Linked DNA regions of Homo sapiens: regions 2 and 3 are each linked to region 1. The links are chromatin contacts, found by Hi-C in ENCODE. All regions are on one chromosome and are shown on one strand. The core of a region is the stretch at or near the end of the contact, and the rest is flanking DNA. Distances in the headings are between cores, read along the strand shown. Region 1 has its middle 280 kb from the start of MIR4444-1. Region 2 holds the start of MTX2 (metaxin 2). Region 3 holds the start of IFT70A (intraflagellar transport 70A).

Region 1 (4,947 bases), core at 553-3,052:
TCTGGAAGAAAATATAAGAGAAAATATTTGTAACAACAGTTAGGAAAGGCATTTTTAAACAGGACACCAAAAGTACAACTCATAAGGAAAAATATTTATAAACATTTTCAAAAGTAAAAGCTTTTGCTCTTCAGAAAAAAGTGTTAAAAAAGGCAAGCCGGACTGAAATAATAGATATGAAAAACATATCTGACAAAAAGGCTTGTATCCAGAATATATAAAAGATATTTACAACTTAAGAAGGCAAGAGCCCAATAAAATGGGGAAAAGATTTGAAGAGACTCTTTACAAAAGAAGTTATACAAATTCCAATAAGCACATGAAAAGATGATCTACATCACAAATTATGAGGGAAATGTCAATTAGAACCATAATGAGCTACTTACTACGCACTTGAGAATATCAAGGATGGGTGAAGAGGTAGGACAACTTGAACTCTCATACATTGACTGTGTGACAGTATAAAATGGTACTATTTCTTATATAGTTAAACATATACAAGCCATGTGACCCAGCAATCTTTATCCTAGATATTTACCCAAGAGAGATAAAAATGTGTCCACGCAAAACTTTTACATCAATGTTTATAGCAGCATTATTCATAATCGTCAAAACTGAAAGCAACCCAAGTATCTATTAACCAGTGAATGGATAAACAAATTGTGGTATATCCAATGGAGTATTACTATAAAAGCAACAAAATATTAGTACTCTCGACAACATAGGTGAATCTCAAAAATATTATGCTAAGTGAAAAAAGGTAAACACAAAGGGCTACATACTATGATTCTGTCTGTATGAAATTCTAGGAAAGGCAAAACCATAGCAACAAAAAGCAGATCAGTAGTTGGTTGGCTGGGGCCAAGAGCTGGGGGAATATATTGACTGTAGGAGCACAAGGGAACTTCTAGGGTGATGGAAATGTTCTAATTTGATCATGGTGGGGAATGGATTTTTTAAATATACTAGGGATTTGTTTTTCTTTTTAAGGGATTTCTTTTGGAAAAAAAAAAAGTCCTAGAATAAGAACAGAAGCATGTTCTCTTCTGAGAAATAATCCTTAGAAAATAGAAGTTAAGCCAAAATATGTAACATTACCTATGTCTTTTAAAACTTTTCTTGTCCATCTAATTTCCATCTTAAGAAAAATTAGAAATAAATCAATTACACTTTAAATACTTTTGGTACAGTTGAATATGTACAGGACTGCTGAATATTGAATAGGTTCCCAGAGAAACTCTTTGTAACAGAACTTTCCATTTGACCATAGCCCTTAAGGCATTTAAAGACAAGTGAGAAACAGACTGTTTTGGTTCGTTGGTTTGGGTTTTTTTTTCTTTTTTTTTTCATTACTTAGCTTTGTCATCATGCTTTCCTACCACCAGAAGGCATATTTATGACTCATCAGTCAACACCCAGTGTCAGATAACTAGCCATTAACATACTTCACTTGTACTGTGATGAAAATGATATCACAACTTTCAAGAGATCCCCTTGAAGATGAAACTGAAAGAAATGGTGGCCACATGTTGTTTCAAACCTGTATTCGTTACACCTCCTGACTGCATGTCGTGCAAAAGGGCCAAACAGATGTGTAAAAAATAGCTGTTTAACAGGGGGGAAAATACTGTAAAATTGTTTATGGCAGGACAGCGGGTTCTTATAGGCAAAGTAAATTACAAATAGATTTCTCAATTACTTTTTAAAGCCTAGTATTTGATTCTTATATAACAGTCAAAAATCAATTTTGCATGGAATTTATGTGAATGCCTCATTATTAATAAAACAGCGGTTGGCGGCTGCTACTTCCTCCCCACAACAGCAGCACGCAGTGGGGAAGCATTCACGTGCCAGGCTGTGCAATTCTTTATCTTTTTATCCTCTGGTTCAGCATCATAAAAAAGAAAGGGAAGAGATGAATCCCAAGCAAATTTTAGGCATGGGCTTCTGGCAGCACCTATTTCATGGGGGCCTGCTGGTGCCCTGAGAGTACTTGGTGATGGGTGCTGAGGGAAGTCCTCACCCTACTCCCTGCTCATACTGTACCTCGAAGGTCTTTTTTAAAAAAAAAAAAAGTATAATTAAGCAAGTAACTCTAGTTGTTGAAAAAGTCACTGAGCTCTTTCTCTCGCTCTATCCTTAGCATATCCAACCTCGGTACTAGAGTCTACTGACCCTGTGAATTGATTTAAAAGGACTGGCCAGTGGCAATTTTCCCCAGATTGCTTTATTTCTCCAAAATAAAATTATTTATTTTGAAAAGAACTTGCTCCTGACCCAAACATTCTAATAACATAACAAGCATAATTCTCATTCAACAAACAAGAAAATTGAATCCCACTTATGTCTACAGACCATAACAGTCTGCTCCCTACACTGTACTTGATTCATCAAACCATGAACACTCCCCGTTTCCCAAATGAAAAGTGTAGTGTGGTGAGAAAAACCTAGCTTCTCTGGTTAGCCCTCCCTAACCAATTGGATGACTTTAAACAGTTATATCACTGTTTTAGGCCATGTCTGTTAACTGGTAAAATAAGAGAGTTTTCAAAATTATCTGAGGTTTCCTTCAGCTAAGATTTGGCAATGAGAAGAAATCATTGTATTCCCATTACATGTGAAAAGCAAAAAGAAAATTCTATGTTTGGCCAACAACATGGAGAAATGCTTATCTTCAGAGGTTAAATTCAGCTAAACAGTAGCTACCTGCTATTTCTTCTATTGGGTGCATGCCTCAAAAACGCTAACGGGGGAAATGGCAGGGCGATACACTGAGTGCTTACAGCATGTTTCCAGAAACTGATTTATTCTTGATTTGAATCTCTACTATGTGCATAATTACACCTGGTAACTGCAGGCAAGCTGTGGGCAACACTCTTGCCCCCTTAGTATTTGTGTCAGCAGTTAATTAGGAATGCAGTGCTAATACAGTCTTTAAACCAACCCCAAAAAGCTGTAGTAAAATCTAGTTTAACAAACAGACATGCATATCAGATGACTCCTTGCAGATACAGAATACCAAGAGTTTATTTACCAATGAAAATCCATGGTAGGTAAGATCTGATCCATGGGTTTGTTTGCTTTTGGGTTTTTGGAGACAGATTCTCGCTCTGTTGCCCAGGTTGGAGTATAGTGACGTGATCTCGGCTCACTGCAACCTCTGCCTCCCGGGTTCAAGCAATTCTCCTGCTTCAGCCTCCTGAGTAACTGGGACTACAGACGTGCACTACCATGCCTGGCTAATTTTTGTATTTTTAGTAGAGACAGGGTTTTGCCATGTTGGCCAGGCTGGTCTCGAACTCCTGACCTCAAGTGATCCACCTGCCAAAGTGCTGGGATTCCAGGTGTGAGCCACCACACCCAGCCCCCACAGGTTTGTTTTTAAGAATTGGATTTGATATACTATTGAGAAACAAAGTGGCTTAAATATATCAATTTATTCAGAGTTTTTAAAAACAATGACTTTTTCTTTTATTCTTCTGCTAATTATTTACATGATTAATCTGACTTAACATATCTTCATTGAGAATCACACAGTTGATCCAACTAAAATTAGTATTATTTTAGGGACAAGAATGAAGGATACATTTTTTTTCCTGTTAAGTCAAATTCACATTTGGGTTTTGTTGTGCATATACTGTTAATAATGCAAAGAGAAACTTGTTCACTATGGTTGATTGCATAACAGGCCCCCATCCTGTACCCCTACCTATAGCCACGCCCTTTGCCCTATGACTTTGCAGTTGCTTTCACTACAGAGGCAAATCTGTTTTCCATCTGGGCTTGGACACATGACTTGCTTGGGCCAATAGAATGAGATGGATCGGACAGATGTTCCAGCTCCAGGCCCAGGCCTTGAGGTCCCGCTTTCTGCTTGTTCTCTCCTATTTCTGCCATTACCATGAAGAGGACACGCCTGTGTTACCGGTGGTCACAGGGAAAGGAGGACAGACGTGTGGAACAAAGCAGTCACTCCACATAAGCCCAAACTAGGTGAACCAGCACTGAGACTCAAGAGGGAGCTTAGGCGATAAGATATAGAAGAAAACCCGTCCTTGCAGATACAGAAGAAAACCCGTCTACTGTTACATGTCACTGAGATGCTGTGGCTGTTCACTATGTGCCAATTTTAGAGCAACAGGTTACTAGTATACTGACCTTTTCAAATACTACCTGATATTTATGATGATGCCGATGTTGCCAAATCTCTTCCAAAAAAGTGACCATCTGTCTTTTCCCATCTTTATTAACATGAGTGCCAGATTGATTCCAAGTTACAGTTGTATTCTTTTGGGTGAACAATCTTCCTCATGTTCTCTCAGGGTTTTAGGTGAGAAGTTGTCCAATTTTGGTGTGCCCAGAATCACCTAGAGGGCTTCTTAAAACACACATTGCTGGGCCCCACCTCCAGGAGTTCCTGATTCAATTCATCTGGGATCAGCCTGGGCCTGAGAATGTGCAGTTCTCACACGTGCCTGGGTGGTGCTGATGCTGCTTCTAGGACCACGTTGTGAGAACCACTCGCTTATTAGGCCAGGAAGGGTTAAGCACAACGTCGTCGGTTCACATACCCATCTGTGTTTTCCCAAGGCACATTTTCCATCACCTTCTCCAGCTGACCAATAAATGAGTGGGGCCAGAGCCAAGATTCCACAGCCTTCCAGATGAGTTCCCTCTGGAAGAGGCAGTCTCTGCTGCAAACGGCAGAGTTACCAATCCACACAGCAGGGATTCAGCATCACCTTTTGCCCTGAACTTACAGTTATCCCAATAGTTTGGGAAACTTCCTGGCTTGCACCCAAGATAACCTGATTGAGGAGGTTAAAAGAAAGTTCACAGTTCTTCTCAGTGTCCACCTGAAAGCATTTGTTCTTAAATTCTTCATCTTAGGATTCATGGGTTTTACTGTCAGGGAAAAATCTTCACCCCATCTATTTAAATGTGTGC
Region 2 (4,855 bases), core at 1,336-3,835, 660 kb before region 1:
GTTATAGCAGCCCTAATGGACTAAGGCACTTGCCATAATAAAGATGATTGGTGTCAGTCCCAAACCAGTACCTTCCAGCCAGCTCAGTTCATGCATGTATCATGCATCAAGCCATGGGTACTTAACTTAAATTTTAAGGGCACATTCTACTTTGCCTCTAATCTTGCTCTGTTTCTCTTGCATCTGTGTCCAGTCTCTGGCTCTTTCCAGTCTCTTCCACTTTGGGGCTCACTTCTACCCTTTGGATATGTTTGATTTTGGTTTCCCCAGTTGAATCTTCATTACTCTCTAGGGACTTTGGCTCAAGTTCTCACACAGGCCCTATGATATGGAGAAATCTTAAACTTCAAATCTGTCAAAAAGTAGTCAAAATATTGTGTCTTCAGCTTTATAAAAATGACAAACCAAAATTAATAATAGAACTTAAAGTGATGATATGTCTTCTTCATTATTACAGTTATACATAATTCTCCACTGTGAGGAGAACAGACAGGGCCTGAAAGCTTTTCTTTTGATTGATAACAAAGTATCTGGAACAGCTCATTTCTCTTGGTCAATAATACCTATGGGATGAGGAGGAAATTGGATCTCATGTATTCTTTACTATCAGTGTTACCTCTCTCTGCACAAACAAGAAAAACCTATTAATATTATCTTCCCTGTATTTCTACTATTCACAGCTGCTTGTCAACTCTGAATTTCAGCTATAGAGAAGACACTACTTCCTAAGACGCTGCTGTGTTTATGTCAATGTAAATTATTGGGTAAATTTAAATGCTGTTTAAGAAGCTTCCTTTTGCTGAGGGAGATGAAAATATGACTTAACCTTAAAAAAATTATGGGGCTGGGCACAGTGGCTCACGCCTGTAATTCCAGCACTTTGTGAAGCCAAGGCGGGCGGATCATGAGGTCAGGAGTTCGAGACCAGCCTGGCCAACATGGTGAAACCCGGTCTCTACTAAAAATACAAAAATTAGCCGGGCATGGTGGCACGCACCTGTAATCTCAGCTATTTGGGAGGCCAAGGCAGGAGAATCGCTTGAACCTGGAAGGTGGAGGTTGCAGTGGGCCGAGATCACGCCACTGCACTCCAGCCTAGGTGACAGAGCAAGACTCCATCTCAAAAAAAAAAAAAAAAAAAAAGAAAAGAAAAGAAAAGAAATCATGTTAAGATGAGGTCCTGCTGGATTAGGGTGGGGGTCCCTAACACAATGACTGGTGTTATTTCTCAAGAAGAGAGAAATTTGAACACATTGACACACAGGGGGAATGCCGTGTGATGTGGTGGCAGAGATTGGAGTGATGTATCTACAAGCCAAAGTACATGGAAGATTGCCGGCAACCCCCTTCTCTGGAGCCTTGCAAGACAGCATGGCCCTGCTGACACCTTGATTTCAGACTTCTAGCCTCCAGAATTGTGAGAATGAATTTCTGTTGTTTAGCCAACCAGTTTGTGGTAATCTGGCAGCTCTAGGAAACCAACCACGCTAGTTAAGGAGGCAGAATGAACAGTAATAGAGATCTACGGATATAAAGAATGGAAATATAGCTTTCTAAATGTCATGGACAGTAATTCTTAGAATACAGGTTTCCTCTGCAAAAACCTAGTAAGCTGTCTGACTTTTTGATTTACTGTGTGATTTAAAATGAGTTACCTCACCTCTCTGAACTTGTTTCTCATCAGTGAAGGGGGCTTTGGGTTACCAGCTCTGAAGCCTGTCCCACTTGTAATACCACCAATCTGTAATGCATATGATTTTTCTTTAATTGTGTAATTTAAGAAGCTATTAGGTTAAGACAAAGTTACTCAGGGAATTTAGTTTCTCCTCTTCCTGCCCCGTTCACCCCCGAAAGGTGAGAAGTGTGTGAAACTAAAGTATCTTATTCTCCAAGCTGAGCATCATTTCGGGTGTATGGAGTTGAAGGACAAATTACCTTCTGGCTTAGGCGCTGCTCAAGCCTCCTTTCTGCCAAGCATGTTTGAATAAACAACAACAACAAAAAACACTAATGTCTATCCACGGACTAATCAACCCAGCAATATAATGGAATAGAGGGAATTCATGCAGCCTTGAATCTGGTCCTTGGAGGACTGCCTGGGCAGGCAGTTTAAACTCCTTAAGCCTATATTCTTATCCGTAAAATGGCGATAATATTATTACTTTAATGGGTTGTTGAGAAGACGAAGTCAAATAGAATATATGTGTATATATATGTATATATGTGTATATATGTACATGTGTACATATATACGTGTATATATTATATATGTGTGTATGTGTGTGTGTATATATGTATATATGTGTGTGTAGATATAGGTATATAAGTGCCTGGTATCCAGTGGGCGTTTACAAATGTTACTCGGTTACAAAATTCTGGCTTACAGAAAGGACGCTAAAAATCTCCCAGATTCCCCTGCCAGTCCCCTGGGTGGGAGACGAGTCGGGTACTTCGCTTCCACCTGCGGGCCCCCAGCGCAGAGCCTGGAATTGGCTGGACGGAGCTAGCCGCGCCGGCGCCCCGTAGGACGGCGCGGGGGCGGGGCCGGCGGAAGCGCTCGAGTGCCGTTGTCGGCTGCGCCGGAAGTCCCTAGCCAGGCCTGGCGGTAACCTTGGGGGCCTCACTGCAGCCGCCGCTGCTGTTGGAGTGGGCTTTGCGAGTCTGAACGTTGGCGGGGCTAGGCTCGTTAACTGCCGAGAGCCTCCGGGTTTGCGGTGGAGGACGCTGAGGCCCGTGGGGGGCAGGCACCCGGGCGCCGGGCCTCCCAGCCGACATGTCTCTAGTGGCGGAAGCCTTCGTCTCCCAGATTGCAGGTAGCGCGGCTGGCCGCAGACCCAGAAGGTGGCGGCGCGGTCTCGGGGAGCCGCGTGGGGTACAGGGCTGGAGCTTTCCTCCAGCCTTGCGGCATTATACGCTGAACCCGGCCCGGATGGTGGAGGCGGGCACGGACTACCAACCTTATCTCACATATGGGAAAACTGAGAAGGAGACACTTGGCCAAGGTCACCCCGCAGGAGCAGGAGTCCCGTCTCCTTCCCTTGGGCGGTACTTTGTCCCACCTCCCCATTCAGTTGGGAGGTGCTGGAGTATGAGGGGGAGGCCTTGGATTGGGATTGAGGTGGGGGGCGTTACCACAGGGGCAAGCATCTGAACGCTTCAGTCTAAGAGTGGTGGCAGTTTCTGGGTCTTGGTACTCAAAAAGTTTAAGGTGACTGTCACTAATCAGTTGTTACCTATTGTTGAGGGAACACCAGACTTCTTGCTTCGTCTCCCAGCGACACAGTAGTGCCATTTGCTAAGACTCTAGGAGTTATTTATTTATTTATTTGTTGAGACGGAGTTTCTCTTTTGTCACCGAGGCTGGAGTGCAGTGGCACAACCTGGGCTCACTGCAACCTCCGCTTCCCGGGTTCAAGCGATTCTCCTGCCTTAGCCTCCCGAGTAGTTGGGATTACAGGCGCCCGCCACCACGCCCGCGCGGATTCATGGAAAATTTTTAAATCTGCATGTACTTTAAAGAAATACTTTTGAGTCGGTGGACTGAACATGACTGATGTATATAGGTTTGTAATTTCTCTTATTGAGGTTTTTATTTATTGTAATGAAAGAAATTAAATATTGTTGAGAAAGTGAGGAGACTAAACATAGGTACTTTGAGATAGAGGCTAATGGAATTAGTCATAACTCCCTAGCAGTGTTTTCAACATGAGTACAGTAATGAAGACAGTCACCACAATAAATAGGTACATTTGAAGTAATAAGATAGTATTTTGGAAATGGGAAGTACAGAATGTGTCATAAAATTTGCCGGAATGTTTTTCACTGCTTTGCGTTTGTGTGAACGTACATTTCTTTTTTTTCCTTCTTCACTTAAAAACATTATTTTTTAGAGGAGAGAAGCTCCTACTAGATTGCAAGCTTCCTGAAAGTAGGGATCAAACTTGTTTTGTTCCCCATTGTATCCATAGTCAGTTGGTGCTCAATAAATATTTGCGACCCAAATCAATGACTAATCTTGAGATTTCAAGCAATGATTATTTCTGCTTTTACCATTTATGTTGAAACAAAATCAGGCTTATATAGTTAGATCAGCGATTTAATTTAGTTTGCTACTATGTTGAAAAAAAAAACTTCACAGTGTATGTTGAGTGGTTCACTGTGTGCATGTGTCCTAATATGTGATTTCTTTTAATGAGAAAATGATGAATGTCTTTTAATAAACTTTGGATACTGCTTTAAGTAGTGACGTTTAAAAATTTCTAGGCATTTTGTCTGTCTGCCGTCTTAGCTATTTGTAGTGATCTGTTACTCTAGGAGGAAGCATTTAAAAATGGATAATTCAATAAATGGTGTTGGAACAACTACTAAGTCATTACACCACATGAATAAATTCCAGATTGATTAAAGATCTAAATATAAAACAACAAAATTGTAATAAAATAATTAGAGGAAAACATAGATTATTTTAATAATCCTTGGATAGCAGAAGAGGCCTAAGCAAAACTTAAGAATTCATAATCCATAAGAGAAGAAATTGGCAGATTTGATTGCCGAAAAAATTTTAAAACTTTGATAAAAGACATCTCAAGTTAGTACAAATAAGAAGACAAACCAACAGAATCAAGGACAAAGGATTGGAACAGGCATTTCACAAAAGGGTGAAATATAGATGGACAGTGAACAGATGAAAAGATGTTCTCTGTCCCTAATAATGTATAGCATCCTCCCACCCCTGCCATCAGATGGACAAAAGTGAATATGATTTCTAGTACTAATAGGGCATGGGGAAAAGTTACTCTCAAACTATTGGGTCTGTAAGTTAGTATTACTTTTTGGGAACGTAATGTAGCAATAT
Region 3 (4,864 bases), core at 1,699-4,198, 690 kb after region 1:
GAATTTCTGACAGCCTAAAATTAGAAGGTATGGAACTCATACTTTTATTCTTCTCATTCTCAGTTCAGTGCTTATTTTTTCCTAAAAAATTAAAAAGTAAAAATTAAAAATTTCAGTTTTTAAAAAACCAAAAATATTAATAAGCTTCCACACTTAATATATGTCAGTATCCACAAGGAGGCAAAATCATTTCTGTAAAATCAAAAATAGAACATGAAGAAAAACGTTTATTATAAAACTTAAGAAGCAACCAATCAACCAAATTATGAAAAAAAATTTTGTCACTGACCAAACCTCATAACCTGAAAAGAACCAAGAAAAGAAATTCCCATTATACTTGTACTTCTAAAAGGGCTTAGAGGTCTAAACTAGACTTCGTTGCAATCCAGAAAGTTAAAGGACTAAAAAACTGGAGAAATAGAGTTAAGAATTAGATTTATCAGACAGCATAGTCTATGCTGAGATAGCAAAATAGACATGGCTTTATTTGCTGATTGAGAAGTGGTCCAGCCGTGGGCTAGCAGTCATTTACATATCAGTGACCAAATGCAAACATACCCGTACTAACAGTGCTTTGGTCCATGACATACCCTTTTGACAGCCCAAAGCTGAAACGTCAACTCTATCTGGGGTTACTTGCTTATACAAAGATGTTACTCTAGCAATTGTTGCTTGAGGGCAAGACCAGATGATTGTCACTAGTAGGAAGAAAGCAGAAGTGATGCAGCTTACACTGCATAGTCCCTACCCTTCTGGATTAAATGAAAAAGTTGCTCAAACATAAACTTGTTCTTACAAAGTGGATAAGATTCAAAATAAGACAAATATAAAGATGCCAAGGCTAAATACAGATAAAAAAAAGTGTGGTACGTAAGAAAGCCATTTTGAAAAAAGCCACTATCAGTCATAACTACTTATTCCATCCTATAATCTCATAAATCAAAGCTTTCAATTGTCTGGACTCATCTGTGACTGTATTCTTCCCAACATGCATTCTTTCTTCTTCGAGGGGTTGTTCAATAACAGCAGGTATGTTTGTGCCATAAAGTTCACAGTGTCCTAAAAACTGGACACATTCTTGAATAACACTGTCATGAATGACTATCATGTGTTTTGACATGTTTTCTAACAAGGACAGGAAGCATCTTTTGGCATAATACCAGGTATCTGTTCCCAGCTTTTTATTATAAGGCTCCAAGCTTTTGATAACTCGAGAAATACCAAACTCATAGTTTCCTTTGGCACAATAAAGAGTTCCTATCACCAAATTCACAATGCAGAGATGGTACATTTTCCGATTTGGGTCATCATAAGAGAGCTGCTCTTCCTCCTTTTCAATCTTCCTCATCAACTCCTCTGCTTCTTCATTTTGACTTGTCATAATATAGGAAACACAGAGATTAGCCAGTACAATAGCACTGACATTCAGGATGTTATCATAATGCTTCTTGACTATGGGTTCATAGAAACCAATGGCTTCTTTGTATTTGTTTTCCTGCATGAACAGAACATGAGCCACATTCAACTTCCACACATCATGGTCGTTACAGAATTCCACAGATTTGCGGAAGACCTTTTCCACCATTGGATAATTTTCAAGATTCCAGTAGATTTTTGCCTGAGCCATCAACACAGGAATGTATTTCTCCATGGTTTCATCATATTCATTCACTGCCTTTTTGATAGCTTCATCATCTCTGTTGTGTCTTGCTTCCTGTACTTGCTTGGTGAGTCTCCGAAGCTGCTCAGTCAGCATCCCTGCTAGCCCATCAAGCTTAATGAAAGCCTCTTCAGGAGCTGTCTGGCAAGTGATCAGGGCATCTAAGAAGTCATAGAGATAGGGTGTGAGGAACTTATACGTCAAATGGGCATTTTCTGCCAGGACATCTGCTGCCAGGTCAAAATACTCATATTTACAGTAGAGCAGCAACAGGTTGCCAAAAGTCTCTGGAGGAAAGGGATTCTGTTGGAGCAAAAACTGTAGCTTTTCAAACCCTTCTGTAGGCCTGGCATCCATGTTCATTAGTGCCTGGTTGTGCAGGGTCACAGGGTCCAACTCTTCCTCTGCCCTGGGTGGCATGTCGGTGAGGGTTTCTTGAGCTACCTCATAGTTTCTCAGTTGGTATTCTATGGCTGCCTTAAGGTTGAAGGCTTCCACCAGAGCAGTCTGATGGAGAACTAAGGTGTTGCCAACACTGCGAACATCAAAGCCCTCGGTGGTCATGCCCACACCTAGCTCAGGATGCTGGCGGATGCCACGCTCAATAATCTCAGCGATATGCTTCAGTGCTGAGGCATACTGTCGGCTGCTGTAATAGGCCAAAGCCAGGTTGTAGGAAAGGTCAGGCTGGTAGCCCGAGGCCTGCAGTGTGGCAGAAAACTTGGAGCATGCAGCTTCATACTGTCCCTCCTTGTAGAGCAAACAACCCAGGTTGACCTGGCCATCGGTCTCATTGTCGCCTCCACTTTCTTCTCCCCCTTCCCCACTCAGCAGCTGCTCCACCAGGCTCCTGGACCCTGGCAGATCGCCCTCGCTATACTTGATGGCAGCTTGCAGGCGGAGGACCCGGCTGTGGTAGGCGGGGTTATCCAGGAGAAGGAAGGCGACCCGAGTGGCCTCCGGATAAAGGCAGGCCTTGTACAGGGCCTGGGCCTGGTACAGGCGGTACTGCTCCAGTTCCGGGTGCAGCTGGCCCAGCTGCTCATAGCACTCGGCCGCCAGCGCGAACTCCTGCAGGCGGTAGTAGCAGTAGCCTAGCAGCGACAGGCCGGCACGGCTCCTGGGGCTCCGCTGCAGTTCTCGGCCCAGCAGCTGCACCGCCTCGGCGTAGCGGGCATCGCGGATGAGCCGGTACACTAGCGCGGTAAACTCCCCGTCGGGGATCTGCGCGCCGCTCAGACCAGCCATAACCACCACGGCTGTTATGCGTGCGGTTACCACGGCAACAGGGCAACCGGGCAACCGGAAACGGAAGACGACGGGTTACTTTGCCACGGAAGGAATCTGTTAGGAATAAAAAGGGACCGTTCTCGTTAGTCTCTCAAGTTCGGTTTGATCTTCAAATATTCTGGACTGCAGCGTGGCGGCAGTCAGAAGGGGAAAGACGACTACTCCGGGCCGTTCAGAGACTGAATCTTCCCGGTCCCGGCATGCATCGTTCCTGTGGCGCCGCTGCGCAGGCGTGGCCGCACTGCATGCTGGGAGGCGTAGTCCCTGTTGCACCGACCCGACTCGCGGCCCGTGTGGACGCACGGTCACTCGCCTTCCCTGCCCCCTAAAGATGAGGGGCACTCTCTGTGTCTGTTGTGCCACCTCGGTCTCTAGCGAATCGGAGGAAGATTTCCGGCACCATGTTCTGGCGATTTTGAGCCTTGTGCATTGGTGTGGTCTATACTAATGCTGGCGTTTGGCTTACTTTTAATAAAGTAGAGATCGTCAGTACAATAAAAGGACCTTTTAATAAAAGGAGCGGGATGGCAAAAGGGAGTTAACTCCTTGAATTCCCTTGGAATTAGAGCAGGTTCTTATGCTACCCCGAGGGCACAGTTTGTAAGAACAGAATACAGCAGCAAACAGAAATCCTTCTTATTTTGGTGGTTTCCAGAGGTTAATAAGGAAAAAGTGCTGTGAATCTTAATTGGTACTGGGAGAGGATCTGTTTTTGATCGCAGTATCTCTCCTTTTCCATGACAAAAAAAAAATTACTGAGTATATGTTGGCGTTTACACTTGGTTGTATCCATTGCTGTGGTCCTCCAACTGTCTCTGCCAATAAGAAATCAGTATCTTTTGTCATCTCCCATGATATCCATTGGTCTCTCTAGCACCTAATATAAACCTAATCCAAGTAAAAGTGTGTTGTTTGCTACATAATTACTGCAAATCCTTTGTATGCATCCATAATAGTGTTACTGCCCATAAATCTTTTCTGTATATAAACTTCACAGCTATCATACGGTTGATAACGATGTCAACCATATCATATAGCACCTCTATTAGAGACTGTTTACATATAGTATTTCTAATTTGAATAAGCAGCCTGCATTCTGCATATTGTAGTTTAAGAAGTCTGTGGGCTAGAAAGGTTTAAAGATTTAAGTATTACATTAATTAAATCAAACTATTAAATTAATAGTTTGTTTAAAGCCACATCTAGGTAGGTAGGGGCTGAACCATGATATCCAATAACCAATTTCAATAGGAAATAGTGACTGATGAATAACCCAATCCATGTATCTCATGTACGTGAGTTTGTAAGGGCCCATTGTTTGGTGCTAAGTGTGTATAAGGAATATTATTGTCTTTGTTTCTCCATTAAAACAATGAACTAACTTTGTGTAGTTAGTAAACTTTGAACTTCTAGGCCTTGATTCCAGCTGTGAGCAGATGTGACTACTGGAGTTGTGTAGTTCGTATTTACCCAGTATCACTGGAAGGAGATTTTTAGTAGGTGTGTGATTGCTCATATCATCATATGACTGACTTTATGTACTTACTCAGTCTTCTCCCTTGCCAGGAATTGGCAGAGTTGGGTCTTTTTGGCTGGAACTAGACAAGGAGCTTCCCAGTGCATCAATTCCAAGAAAGGGAAACTGCACCCATTTCAGGATTGAATGGGACTTTGGCTCACCTAAGACCCCACAGAAAGCAACTGTGGAATATTACTATAACTCTATTCTGAGGCTTCTTTCAATCTGATCTCTTGGTGCACCCTTTTAGAGTCTTAAGCCCAAGGAGGTACATGGGTAGAGGATACTGCTCAGTAATAAATTGGGGGAAGGGGTGCATCGACTTCTTTACAGCAGGCTGCCTGATGGTTCTCCCTTGGGAATTTAGGCTCAGTATTTTATTTATTTATTTTTTA

What was found. A loop is a pair of places that touch in the nucleus more often than their neighbours do. Pooled maps may share reads with other maps.
Region 2: a pooled map shows a loop between it and region 1 (5-fold over the local background). The contact joins the promoter of MTX2 here to the enhancer-like site in region 1. A Hi-C loop is called at or near these places in 4 of 37 single-sample maps with no recorded cell type and 2 of 50 pooled maps.
Region 3: a loop to region 1 is called in a map with no recorded cell type, with 5 times the contacts of the local background. The contact joins the promoter of IFT70A here to the enhancer-like site in region 1. A Hi-C loop is called at or near these places in 2 of 37 single-sample maps with no recorded cell type and 7 of 50 pooled maps.

What each region holds. Positions count from the first base shown.
Region 1 is chr2:176,930,594-176,935,540 of GRCh38, forward strand. No RefSeq gene overlaps it. Among named protein-coding and RNA genes, the nearest start is that of MIR4444-1, 280 kb to the right of the region's middle. RefSeq lists an enhancer at 1,307-1,606. Within about 2 kb of position 1,803, at least 4 of the 41 ENCODE cell types and tissues checked have a DNase peak (open chromatin) inside an H3K27ac peak, as active enhancers do.
Region 2 is chr2:176,266,857-176,271,711 of GRCh38, forward strand. It overlaps MTX2 (metaxin 2), which reads left to right and starts at 2,586. Exons shown (of 10, transcript NM_006554.5): 1 at 2,586-2,813. The coding sequence starts at 2,774. RefSeq lists enhancers at 2,227-2,854, 2,855-3,480 and a silencer at 2,433-2,522.
Region 3 is chr2:177,615,794-177,620,657 of GRCh38, forward strand. It overlaps IFT70A (intraflagellar transport 70A), which reads right to left and starts at 2,949. Exons shown (of 1, transcript NM_152275.4): 1 at 1-2,949. The coding sequence starts at 2,908. The coding sequence ends at 911. IFT70A-AS1 (IFT70A antisense RNA 1) reads left to right here. Exons shown (of 3, transcript NR_198966.1): 2 at 1,508-1,727; 3 at 2,495-3,445. RefSeq lists an enhancer at 3,022-3,251.